Linked DNA regions of Mus musculus: all the other regions are linked to region 1. The links are chromatin contacts, found by Hi-C or POLR2A ChIA-PET in ENCODE. All regions are on one chromosome and are shown on one strand. Each heading gives the region's core, a stretch centred on a gene start or an enhancer-like site at or near the end of the contact. The rest is flanking DNA. Distances are from core to core; before and after follow the strand shown. Region 1 holds the start of Gpx4 (glutathione peroxidase 4). Region 2 overlaps Sbno2 (strawberry notch 2). Region 3 holds the start of Arhgap45 (Rho GTPase activating protein 45).

The links. Hi-C counts contacts between places; a loop is a spot of excess contacts on that map. ChIA-PET counts read pairs that join two places held with the same protein, here RNA polymerase II (POLR2A).
Region 2: POLR2A ChIA-PET joins it to region 1 with 36 read pairs in Patski. The contact joins the enhancer-like site here to the promoter of Gpx4 in region 1. A Hi-C loop is called at or near these places in 4 of 37 maps with a recorded cell type or tissue (T-helper 17 cell, gastrocnemius, heart and 1 more). POLR2A ChIA-PET finds 5 or more read pairs at or near these places in 4 of 5 experiments (Patski and embryonic stem cell).
Region 3: POLR2A ChIA-PET joins it to region 1 with 55 read pairs in embryonic stem cell. The contact joins the promoter of Arhgap45 here to the promoter of Gpx4 in region 1. POLR2A ChIA-PET finds 5 or more read pairs at or near these places in 4 of 5 experiments (Patski and embryonic stem cell).

What each region holds. Positions count from the first base shown.
Region 1 is chr10:80,051,804-80,055,557 of GRCm38, reverse strand. It overlaps Gpx4 (glutathione peroxidase 4), which reads right to left and starts at 1,993. Exons shown (of 7, transcript NM_008162.4): 1 at 1,843-1,993; 2 at 950-1,044; 3 at 714-858; 4 at 439-590. The coding sequence starts at 1,926.
Region 2 is chr10:80,095,425-80,099,178 of GRCm38, reverse strand. The region is part of intron 1 of Sbno2 (strawberry notch 2); the gene reads left to right. Among named protein-coding and RNA genes, the nearest start is that of Sbno2, 5.4 kb to the left of the region's middle. Within about 2 kb of position 1,843, at least 1 of the 3 ENCODE cell types and tissues checked has a DNase peak (open chromatin) inside an H3K27ac peak, as active enhancers do; it is heart, where a contact is called at or near this core.
Region 3 is chr10:80,014,627-80,018,380 of GRCm38, reverse strand. Arhgap45 (Rho GTPase activating protein 45) reads right to left here and starts at 1,709. Exons shown (of 23, transcript NM_001142701.1): 1 at 1,463-1,709; 2 at 277-601. The coding sequence starts at 1,555. It overlaps Abca7 (ATP-binding cassette, sub-family A (ABC1), member 7), which reads right to left. Exons shown (of 47, transcript NM_001347081.2): 46 at 3,194-3,434; 47 at 2,809-3,075. The coding sequence ends at 2,923.

The sequences.
Region 1 (3,754 bases), core at 744-3,243:
CTGGCGTGGTAGGGGCAGACAGGCCAAAGACTGTGAGCACTGGCTGTCCTTAAAGAGCACTCAAACTCAGCCCCCAGGCCCCACTTGGTGGCTACCAACCCACCAACCCCAGCTTTGGCAAATTCCATGCCCTCTTCTAGTCTCTGCAGACACTGTACCTACGTGGTACACATAAATACACTCAGACAAAACACCCATACACATAAAATACAACTAAAGTCATCTTTGAGGCTCAGCCAGGTGGTGCACACCTTTAATCCCAGCACTTTAGCAGGGCAGGCAGATCTCTGAGTTCTGACCCAAACTAGAGCTACACAATGAAACACACACACCCCCCCCCAAAAAAAACAAGGAAAAAAAAAAAACCTAAAAATTTGGCACCTGCTCCCCACCCAGGTCCAGAGCCATCTGTCCCCTCCCTCCCCCAGGGCCACTCACTTTCCCAGCATGCCCCTGCCCTTGGGCTGGACTTTCATCCATTTCCACAGTGGGTGGGCATCGTCCCCATTTACACAGATCTTGCTGTACATGTCAAACTTGACGTTGTAGCCGGCTGCAAACTCCTTGATTTCTTGATTACTTCCTGGCTCCTGCAGGAAGCAACATTTACTTGGAAGATACACTACACTGTACACTGAGACACACACACACACTGACACAGCCCCCCACCCCCACCCCGTATGAGGGGCATTGCCTGGGGAACAGCCACACACCTGCCTCCCAAACTGGTTGCAGGGGAAGGCCAGGATTCGTAAACCACACTCAGCATATCGGGCATGCAGATCGACTAGCTGAGTGTAGTTTACGTCAGTTTTGCCTCATTGCGAGGCCACGTTGGTGACGATGCACACGAAACCCCTGGGAGAGAGAAAGAGTGGGAATGAAGCCAGTCAGGAAATCCCCATTTTCAGACCAGCCATGCACACCGCCCATATGACTAGAAACCCACCTGTACTTATCCAGGCAGACCATGTGCCCGTCGATGTCCTTGGCTGAGAATTCGTGCATGGAGCGCGCACAGCGCCAATCATCGCGGGATGCACACTGTAAAACAGGAAAACTGAGTGTCCTAACCCAGGTCCCCTAGGGGAGAAGAATCCGGTGCCAAAGAAAGAAAGTCCTGGGGCACTAGGTGGAGGAGTCTCAAGGTTCCTTCCATTAAGTACGCCCCTTTCAGGTCGTCCTGATAAGATCTGTGGACACCCCTAGAATATGCTACCAGGGAAGAGGACGGCAGGGGTATCCCTGGCCGCACACCAAGCCCAGGAACTCGGAGCTGTTGCAGTACTGGGGAGGCTCTTGCAGCAGAGGCCCCGGGTTGAAAGGTTCAGGAATGGGCTCCATCCGGCGAGGGCGCGCCCTCCTGCGGCGGCGCGCGCGCGCTTTCCTTCGCCGAGGGCCCGGGCGTTTCCTAGGACTTTGGCGTCCAGGTCCACGGCGTCGCCGGCCTCTCGGGGATCCGCCGCGCTGTCTGCAGCGTCCCCGCTTGCGGGCGGCCGCGCGGCCCATGCCCGCCGGTCTGTGCGTCCCAAGCACAGCGCGGGGACAAAGAGCCGGTAGCCAAGGCGCCGCCGACTGTGACGCACCAGGCCGGGCAGGGCGCGTGACCAGGTCAGAGCCCGCTATGGTGACCCCGACACCGGTTCTCACCGCCCAAGGACCTCCCGCGCCGAGGCCTAGCCTTGTTCAACCCCGGAGATGCCTATCAGGCTCCGCTTTCCCACCTGGGTGCCCCCTTCTCTAGCTAACCGATCCCACGACCCCTGATCTCCACCCTGGATACGGTGACCCGACTCCGAACCCCGCCCCCACCCGCGATCCTCCAAGTTCCCAGTAGCCCACCATGGTGCCTGCCAGACCAGGCGCAGCCAGAGCCCCGCACAGCAGTGCTGGCTTAAGTAAGCGGCTCAGACGGCCCCAGCTCATCTCGGCGGCCGGAGCCAGCGGCTCCTCCCCTCACGCAGCCGACCAATGGACGCGCGAGGCCGAGTATGGCTTGCCCGCCCTCGGGCACGCCCACTGACGTCTCTTATTGGTCAGATGCGCCTGCGCTAAGACGCGAGGCCCCTGCAGCCAATGGGAAGCCTGAATGAAGGGACGGCTTGGGCGGGGCTGGGCTTACGAGTTTGTTGTTATCAGCAACTGCGCATGCCCAGTGATAGGGACGCGGGAGAAACGGGAGCCGCGTTCTCGCGGACGACGCGTTGGAGGGCTGTGGACAGTTATCCGCGAGGTTGCCTGCAGCGGAGCAGGGTGCCAGGGCGCTTTGGGGAACCTCTGGGAATAGAAAGCGTGTCAAAGTCATCCCCTTAAAGAGCCCCTTTGAAAGTACAGGAGTCTCCTTTTTCTACTGGAAACAGAATCTCATGTAACCCAGGCTAGCCTTGGACTGTTTATATAGCAGAGGATGACCTTGAACCCCTGGACCGCCAGCCTCAGCCTACTGAGTGCTGGGATCTCGGTGTCGGCCAATCCCCACATCCCTTCCATTTCTATTTTCTTTATCAGAGGTTGCCTCCTGTAGCTCAGGCTAACCTAAACTATGGAATGGCAAAAGTGTGCTGCCATGAGGTGTAGGGATGGAACCCAGAACCTGCAGCATGCAAGTGAGGGCTCTCAACCCATTGAGTCCCGAACCCCAGATGTAGCTTCTCCCCCCCCCCTCGACCCCCAATTTTACAGTTCAGCCGGTCTTAGAACTCAGCAATCCTGCCTTAGACTCCTAGGTACTAGGGTGATAGATAGGTCAATGACACCAGGCCCTATCTTGTCACCTGTAGATATTGATTCCTGTGAAGTTGATTTGAGGGGGTGATAAGAGGGCTTGGTGAGAAAGCCATTGCCATGAAAACACAGGACTATGTCCCAATCGAAGCACCCACGCAATCTGGTGCACAAGGATGCTCTTGTAATTCCAGAACCTGCGATTCCGAGGCTGGAGCATCCCTGCAGCTAAGTCAGGTCACCCAAGTACTCGTGGTCAGAGAGAGAACCTGCCTCAAAACCAAGATGGAGATGGGCCTAGTGGTCACACTCTTAGCCCCAGCCCTTGGAGCCTAGAGGGCAGCCTGGTCTGGTAAGCAAGTTCCAGGTCAGCCAAGGCTACAGTGAACCCTGTGTCAGGAAAGCAAGGTGGCAAGAGACATATAAATAGTTACTATTGTCCTCAGAGGTCCCTGCCTACATCAAAGAAGCCACAGGTCTTAGGGGCCTAAGTGAGAAGCTGAAGGCCCAACAGTTCCTCCTGCAACTTCACCTATGGCCTTGTCCAGCCCCCACAGCTCTCAGCCCAGCACTGGGCCCTTTGCCCTCCCCGTGTCACAGGAGTGACTCAGGACATTCCTCAGCTCAGCTGCCTGTCCACGCCCTCGCCTGGACTCTAATCCCTTCAATCCTCTTTTTCTGAACCCTGGAGTAAGCCATCCGCGAGACAGGAGCCCTCCCGGGGATCTGGGTCCAAGGGAGCTCACGCCCCACGGGCAGACACCCCCCCCCCCAAGGTTAAGATGATCTGGGGTGTCAGATACATTCTTGCCCAATCCTGTCCTGTAAGTTCTCAGTTGCCCTGAGGGCCCCCCCCCCCCCCCCGCCTCAGGAAGTCAGCTGTTTCCTCCCAGCCCCCAAGCTGGGGTGACACTGAGAGTCACTGAAGACCTCTAAGGGACTTGCACTTGAGCTTTAGCTTAAGTTGTAAATACACAACACACCCTCACAGGGCGTCTCAAAGGCCCGTACTTCTGGACGAGGGGCTGGG
Region 2 (3,754 bases), core at 594-3,093, 44 kb before region 1:
AGCCAGCCAGCCATGCCTGGGGCTGTGTGCTGAGGGTCTGGGGACAGCAGAGATATCATATGTACTGGGGAAGATATTGGCTTGGCCGCTATGTGTCCACACTGACCACAGGGAGATGGATAGTGGGTCAGATACAGCACTCCTACGTGGCTTCAGAGCTGTCTGTCTGCCTTGTCCTCCCTTGCCTCCATCTTTTGTCCCTAGACCTTGCTGCTTTTTTCCAGACTTGCACCCCCACATCCATGTGCAGCTGTGCTGTGGTGAGCAGACTTACAGGTCTCTCAGACTGGCCCTATCCTGGCCCCAGTACAAATCCAGTATGGAGTGAAACTGAAAGGGGCGGTGGCTGGGATGGGGCAAGGTCCTGCCACATTTCGAAAGTGACAGTGCAGGACCTGGAGGAAAACGCTCATTTGCCTTTTCCGGAAGTCCCCCACCAATGGAGGGTCAAAGGCTGCAGATCCAGGCAGGACAGGTTGAGGGTCCTGGGAGGGCAGCAGATCTAGGTCTTTATGATGGTGACTCATCGTGACAAGGGTGGGGTCACTGTACCAGGCGTGCCAATAGGTCAGAGAGAAAGTCCCTGATGCTAGAACAGCAGCTATATATCCCAGTTGCTCTCGGGCCATTCTGTAGCCCCCGGTGGCCTTCTGCACATCAGGAAAACCAAGGGCAGTGTGGTCCCCTTACTCTGTCTGCAGCTTGTGGAGAGGGCAGTGTTTCTGGTCTTTGCTACTTTTCCCACCCTTTATCTCACTCCTTCCCCCTGTTTCACTCCCTATCACTAGATAGGAGAGAAAGAAGGATGGGGAGTGGGGAGAGCCCTAGATCTAGCTTCTCCTTCCAGCATGACTACCAACAACACCCATCCCCGCTGAACAACCACCAACTACCAACCCGCCTCTCAGGTCCTAGCATGTATATACCCTCTGAAAAGTTCCCAGAATCCCAAACACCTCACACTCCCAGAAACTTTCTGCAGCTGGCAAAACCGTGCCTCTGCTAGAGCAGGAGGCAAATCATAATCAGCTGCTGTGGACAGTCCAAAGCAGCCCTACACCCCACACCTGGGATTAAAACAAAAACACGCTCTTTTAATATTTCTTTGTTTTGTTTTGTTTTGTTTTTTAAAGAAACCAAAATTACACGGTTCTCTCTATAGGGTGGGTGCAGTTTTGGCTCTGGGTCCTGGGGAGTGGTTATGGGGGTAGTCTCATATGCCTGGTGGGGACCAGAGGGTCCATGTCGTGTTACAAATGAATGGTTGGGAGCAACCAGAATGTTCTGGGTTGGGCCAGTGAGGGCTCTGCGTGTATCCCAAGTACAGTGAATTGTGGTATCTGAGTCCCTGTGTACTGGTCAGGGGTGTTCATGTCTAAGCCTGGCTAGAGGCCAGCTAAAGAAACCTGTTGCTGTCACCTGGGCACAGGCATCCTGGAGTCCAGGGAGATGGCCTTTTGGATTCTGAAGCTTGGCCTTCTGAGCCCCAGGTAGAGGTTGGGTACTCAGGGATGCCACTAGGGGTGTTCCGGAGTTGACATTTTTACTCTGGCTCTGTGGGAACCTGGTAGCACTCAGCATTGGGGGCTGGGTGTGATGTCCTGTTTTGCTCACTTTAGATAGTCAGGGGCTGCCACCCCCAAACCCCAGTCCTGGGCTTCTCCTGAAAAACCAGCCTGTCTGGATACCCAGAGCCACATTCCTTTCTCCTGCCCCCTCCTGCCATGCCTGGGCCTCTCCAATGTGCCCCGCCCACCTGCTTCCTCCCCCCCCCCGCCCCCCGCCCCCGAAGGGCGGGGCTGGGGAAAGTGCCGCAGAGAAGCTGTGGGACTCCAGACACTCCAGCATCTGACACTGTGTCCTTGGACCCCTGCTGATCATTCAAGAGTCTCCTTTGGGGACCAGTGGCTGGCCTGTAGTGTCGGGGGTCTGAGGTGTGGCCTAGAGAGTCATTAGAATAATTGGCCCTGTGGACATGCTGACTTCCATGGTCAAGACTGACTGTCTCTCTCAGGTTTTGGTAAGAGTCCCAGGTGAGGGGCTATAGCTCTAGGGACAGAGCACTTGCCAGGCGTGCATGTAGAAAGCCCTGGGTTCCATTCCACAGCCATATAAACCTTGTGTTGTGGGGTGGTTCACACTGTCACCCCAGCACTCTGGAGTTCTGCTACAGAATGAATGAGTCCAGAGTCAAAACCACAGTGGGTGTGTCTGAGTGGCCATAGTGTCCCTGAGGTCTTCTCTCTCTTTCACTTACAGGCAGACCCCAATTTAGGCCACACTGTCTGCCCTGCAGGCTGTGGAAATGGGTATAGCAGGAGTCAGTCCTCTGGAGTCAAGGTCTATCCATTGACAGCATTGCTGAGGTGAGGCTTCCACCAACCACCAGCCTAGAGCCTCCCCTATAGGCCTGTGGGAACCAGCCCAGGTCCCATCTGGAGGCCCTTGTGCTTATGTTGCTGGACCTGTATTCTCTTCATAGTGGAGAAAGAAGTGGGTGCCTTAGGCAGCAGTGTCAATCAAGCCTGCTTGTCCTAGCATGGAGCATGGACCCTCACTCACACAGACACACACTGCTCCTGTACCCACAGCCCAACCCCAAGCTAGAGCTAGCTAGCCTCCACTCTCCTCTGGACATTAGAGAACCCTCATGCTGGGATGAAGATCCCTGTGTTGACACTGAGGCTGGACCAAAGGATCTCAAGGACAGTGGTGGCCAGCCCCAGCTACCACTTGAGTTCTCCAAGAGGCTCTGAACTTCAGGTGGGATGGCAGCAAGCTCTCTGTGGACCATAGACATACCAGGTCATCAGTGTCAAAGGAATAGGAAGGAAGCCAGGCTCGGGTAGAAAGTGACCTAACAGAATGACTTGAGAAGCAGAGATCATAGCTCAGCACTGAAAGACCAGGCTGAAGCTTGAGACCCAGGCTGGCACTTCCCAGGGCTGGGGCTAGGGCCCTGGAGACGCAGCCTGAGGCTCTGTCATGCTTCTGGGATGGGTAGCTGTAAAGCTAGGCGATATGCCCCTGTGCTTCTATAGGAAGTCAACTCTTCAGATGCTACACACAGAGGCTCCTCCAGGCATGCCTCCAGCATGAACAGACTTTGCCCATGGCGCCCCATTACTAGCTTCTATAGTTTTGGATGATATGTAGGCAAGGAGTGGACTAGTGAAGCACTGGGCTGTAAGTAAAGATTGTCTTCAGAAAATTTCTTCTCTCACTGTGATTAGTTACTCTAAAGGAGAATTACCTAGAAGTGCCTTTGTTGTAGAAAAATAAAAATGCTAGGGGATATGGATGGCTGTACCCCAAAGCTGGGCACTGGGGCCTTTCTTCTGAGCCTGGCTTCCTCCCTGGTCCTTTAGAACTGGCAAGTCCTGTGTGCCTGGCTTCCTGAGGCTCCGCCTCTCTCTGGAGCCTGGAGAGGTTGTGTGAGCTCATGGGCTCTGGAAAGCCAGCTGATACTTCCAGTGGGGGCTGAGTCCTCCTCATGGTTACTGTGAGGTGATTGTCCTGGCCCTGATGGCATCTGTGGGACTGGAGTCTAGAACGTCCTCCTCAGAGGAGGTTTTCCTCCTGGTGGTCGCAGCCTCCGCAGGACACTGGCTGCGATGGACACCTACTGTCCCAGGACTTGGAGGCTAAGGTAGGAGGATGAATTCCAGGCCAGCTCCAGGTAGCTGAGACTGTCCCAAATAAGAAAGCACAGCAGCTTAGCCTGTGTCCCACCCTTGGCTCTGTGAGGGCAAGG
Region 3 (3,754 bases), core at 460-2,959, 37 kb after region 1:
CTTTCTTTCTTTCTTTCTTTCTTTCTTTCTTTCTTTCTTTCTTTCTTTCTTCCTTCCTTCCTTCCTTCCTTCCTTCCTTCCTTCCTTTCTTTCTTTCTTTCTTTCTTTCTTTCTTTCTTTCTTTCTTTCATTCTTTCTGAGTCAGGGTCTCACTGTAATTCTGGCTGACCTGCATAAGACTCAAGTGTAGACTCACAGAGATCCTCCTGCCTGAGTGCTGGGCTGAGAGGCTGCCCACCTCCTGCCCTCCCTCCGTGCTGCTCTGAAGATCCTCACCGTCCTGCAGCACACACTCCTTGAGCTTCTCCAAGCCCTCAGCAAAGCGGGCCACATCCGCCAGCAGGGTTGAGATGTCTTCTACGCCATCAGGGAAAGCTCCCTCAGTGGGTAACTCTGCCGGACTGGCCGCAGAAAGGGGGCTTCGGTACCCACGGCCCAGGGTCCAGGTGGCAGTGCCCGAGAGCGGGAAGCCTGCTGCACTGGCATGGCGGCTCAGGCTGGTGGGTCTTTTGAGTGTCCCTGTGCCCTTGGCTACCGTGGACAGGGATGTGGCTGGTGGCTCCAGGCCGGGAGCTTCTGTCCAATCCTTCCTGGGCAGCTCCTAGGTATGCATAGGGAAGAGGAGTCAAGGGGATCCCCCATCCCAGACACTGCCTCAGTTTCCCCAGAAAGTCCTCACAGGGGTCAGAGGTCAGTGGGCAGAGAATTTTAAGCTCCCCCCCCCCCACCTGTTACCCAACATCCTCCTGTCTATAGCTTTCACAAACAACCGTCCCTACCCAAACCACAGCCAGAGGCGGGGCCTGTGGGGCACAGGAGGGAGGGGGCACCCCACTTCCTGGTGGGGGTGGGGAGGACTCTTGTGAGTCTCTAACCCTGTAGCCACCCCAGATACCTCTACGGGTGTCCACTTTCTAAAAACATGGATAACTTCTGTGACCTGAAAAGATCATCAGGCTCCTGTGTCTCAGGACACCCCCAGACCTAGTAGAGGTACCCCTAAACCTCACAAATTCTCAAAAGCTCAGCAGGCAGCAGCAGGTCCTGGAGAAACTTGGAGACCCCCCCAATCTGCTCTGTACACCTGCACCCCAGTTCAACACCAGTTCCCCATTGGCTTTCAGAACCCTAAAATTGCCCAGACCCCATATTACAGTGTAGTCACTAGACTCCAATACCAGTTCTACCCACTACCCACAACCGTCATTGGCACACGACGGGGACATCCCTCATCAAGATGGGTGACTTGGTTGCCACCCAAGGCCATCCCTACCTACCGTAATGCGGCCTCCTAGGTTCAGGCCACTCCTTGTCGCCGGCCATTCTGCCTGGTGTGGACTATAGCTGGCCCGGTTCCCCCAGCGTGGACCCAGCATGGTGTTGTAGTTGCATGCTATGCCCATCAGTGACCACAGGCTGTGGGTGTCATCCTGGGTCCCCACCCGCTCTGTGCCCCACTCACCCCTGAGGAGGACTGCGGGTTGGGGCTCCCCGCGCGGTTCTTTTTGGAAATAGAGGGAGTTTTCATAAGTTCTCGCTTCTTCCGAGAGAACATGGTGGAGTCAGCCCCAGTGGCCCTAGGTGAGGACAGGCGGGCAACGGCAGGGTGGGAGTCTGGGGGTGGTCTCAGTCCTGCAACTCCTGGTGCAGGCTGTCTCTGGACCACATTGCTCAGGGCCACCCCCTCCCCAGCTGTCAGAGCCACACGTGACTGGCTTGGCTCTCATTGGCGCATAAGTCTCCTACACAGGAAAAGGCTCCCCAGCAGAGGGAGGGAGGTGACACCTCAGATCCGCCCCCAGTGTGACTGTCCCAAGTGTCAGCTCTTATAGGACTCTGCACACTGACTCTGACACAGGTTCCCCACAGCAGGCCACCTTCCACTTGCAGCCTGTGTCCTGTGTGGCCACCCGATCCAGGCATTAGCTGACTCTTGCTTGGGACATAACATACAGTCAAGAAAGGCAGTGTCATGTGTATACTGATATGAAAGACCAGAGAGGAGGCTGAGCAACAGGTTCACACACAGATCAAACAGACACCCCCTGAGTCCCTCACCATGCACAGGTGACCCCCCATTCCCTATAATCACCAGCCTTACAGTCTTCTGGGGACCATAGGACCTGAAGGTGCCATGCCTGGGTGGCTTCCATCCAGCAACCCAGGAGCTCCACTGCCCTGCTGGCCTCCACTTAGCTCCCACTCCCACTCTGCCCTCTATATCCCAGCTCTGAGCTTCAGGTCTCAGGATCCCCAGAGGTACTATTTAATAATTTAGACACCATGTCCCTTAACCATCCCAAACTCCACTGACCTCAGGCACACTGGGTGGCTCTCGGGGACACAGCCCAGAAAGGCCGCAGCCTGCAGTACCTAGGCCCGCTCTCCAAGCTCTGGTCCAGCCACAAACCCAGCCGAGGAGCCCCTTAAGGGTCCCGTGCCTCCCACTCATAGTTGGATGGCTGGGGGTGGGCTTGGGAGGTTGTCTCAGGATGAAGACTGGCTGGCTCTGGGGTGGGCTTCTGGTCCGGTCAGGCCAGGAAAGTACCAGGGTCCTCTATACCGTCTGGAACATTCCACAAGCCTGACCTCATCTCTACTTCACGGTCAGAAACACTCACAAGTCCCGCCCTTGGGTGTCAGACCCACATAGGTACATGCAGGTCAGGATACGTGTGACTGGACACCTGGGAAGTGTCCGTGTTGCAGGCAATTCACAGCAGGACACACGCGCATACTGTACATGTGATAGTGTATGGGACTGTACAGAGCTAAGACTCCTAAAACACAAACTCAGCCGTGGCCTCATTCTCATTCTAGTTTCTTTTTATTTCCCCCAGAGCCCAAGGCTTTCTGGGAGCCAGCGTATGGTACAGAGATCCTCTGTCTGAGCTTTGCCACTCAGTCCCAAGGCAGGCATGCTCAGATCATGGTCTCCACAGAGCTGGGGTCTTCCAGGAATCGGCTGACACGTTTGGGATGCTGCCGGCCAGGTTTGGAAACCTCCTCTTCTTCAGCCTCCTGCCGACTGCTCTCTTCCTCTTCCCCTTGGTCTTTGGAGAAATATAGGAACACCTGGCAGGGCAGAGACATGGAGGGGGCAGAAATGCATGGGGTGGGGGTAGATGTCAGCCCAGGGTCCTGAGGCACCTCAGCTCTTCCCTTCAAACCCTTTGATGGTGCCCGAAGTCACCTCCTCCAGAGTGGTCTGGCTCACAGAGAAGTCCTCCACACCGTGGGCCCTGCCCTGGGCAGCCAGCTCCCTGAACACTCGTGTCAGGGTGCATCTGCCCCCCGGTGGCAGTTGGAAGCGCAGACGGCTGCCGTGCACCTCCCGGAGTTCAGCCCCAGGGAATGTGATCCTGATGAAGGCTATCGCCGGCTCAGGCTGGTCCGGTGGGACCCTTAGAGTCAGTGTGTGGCCAGCCCCGAACCTGGAGGGGACAGGACCAGGGATGCAGGCCATGGCCCCTATTGCTCCTCGAAATCTCGATACTCCCTACTAGACCTGTCCTTGGCCTGTCTTGGACACCTGGACCCAACCCAATTCCTTCTCACCCTACCCTGCTGCGAGCCACGCCCACGAGTCTAAGAGACTACGCCCACTCAGAGGACCTGGCACACCTGTATCGAAGGACAGACACTCCTCACCTCCCCTGGACTCCATCCAAAAAGCTCCTCTGAGCACTTCCACCTTTCCAGGCTTCCCTCATACAGTCGGGCTCTGCCCCTATGGTGCATATGGCCCGCCCCT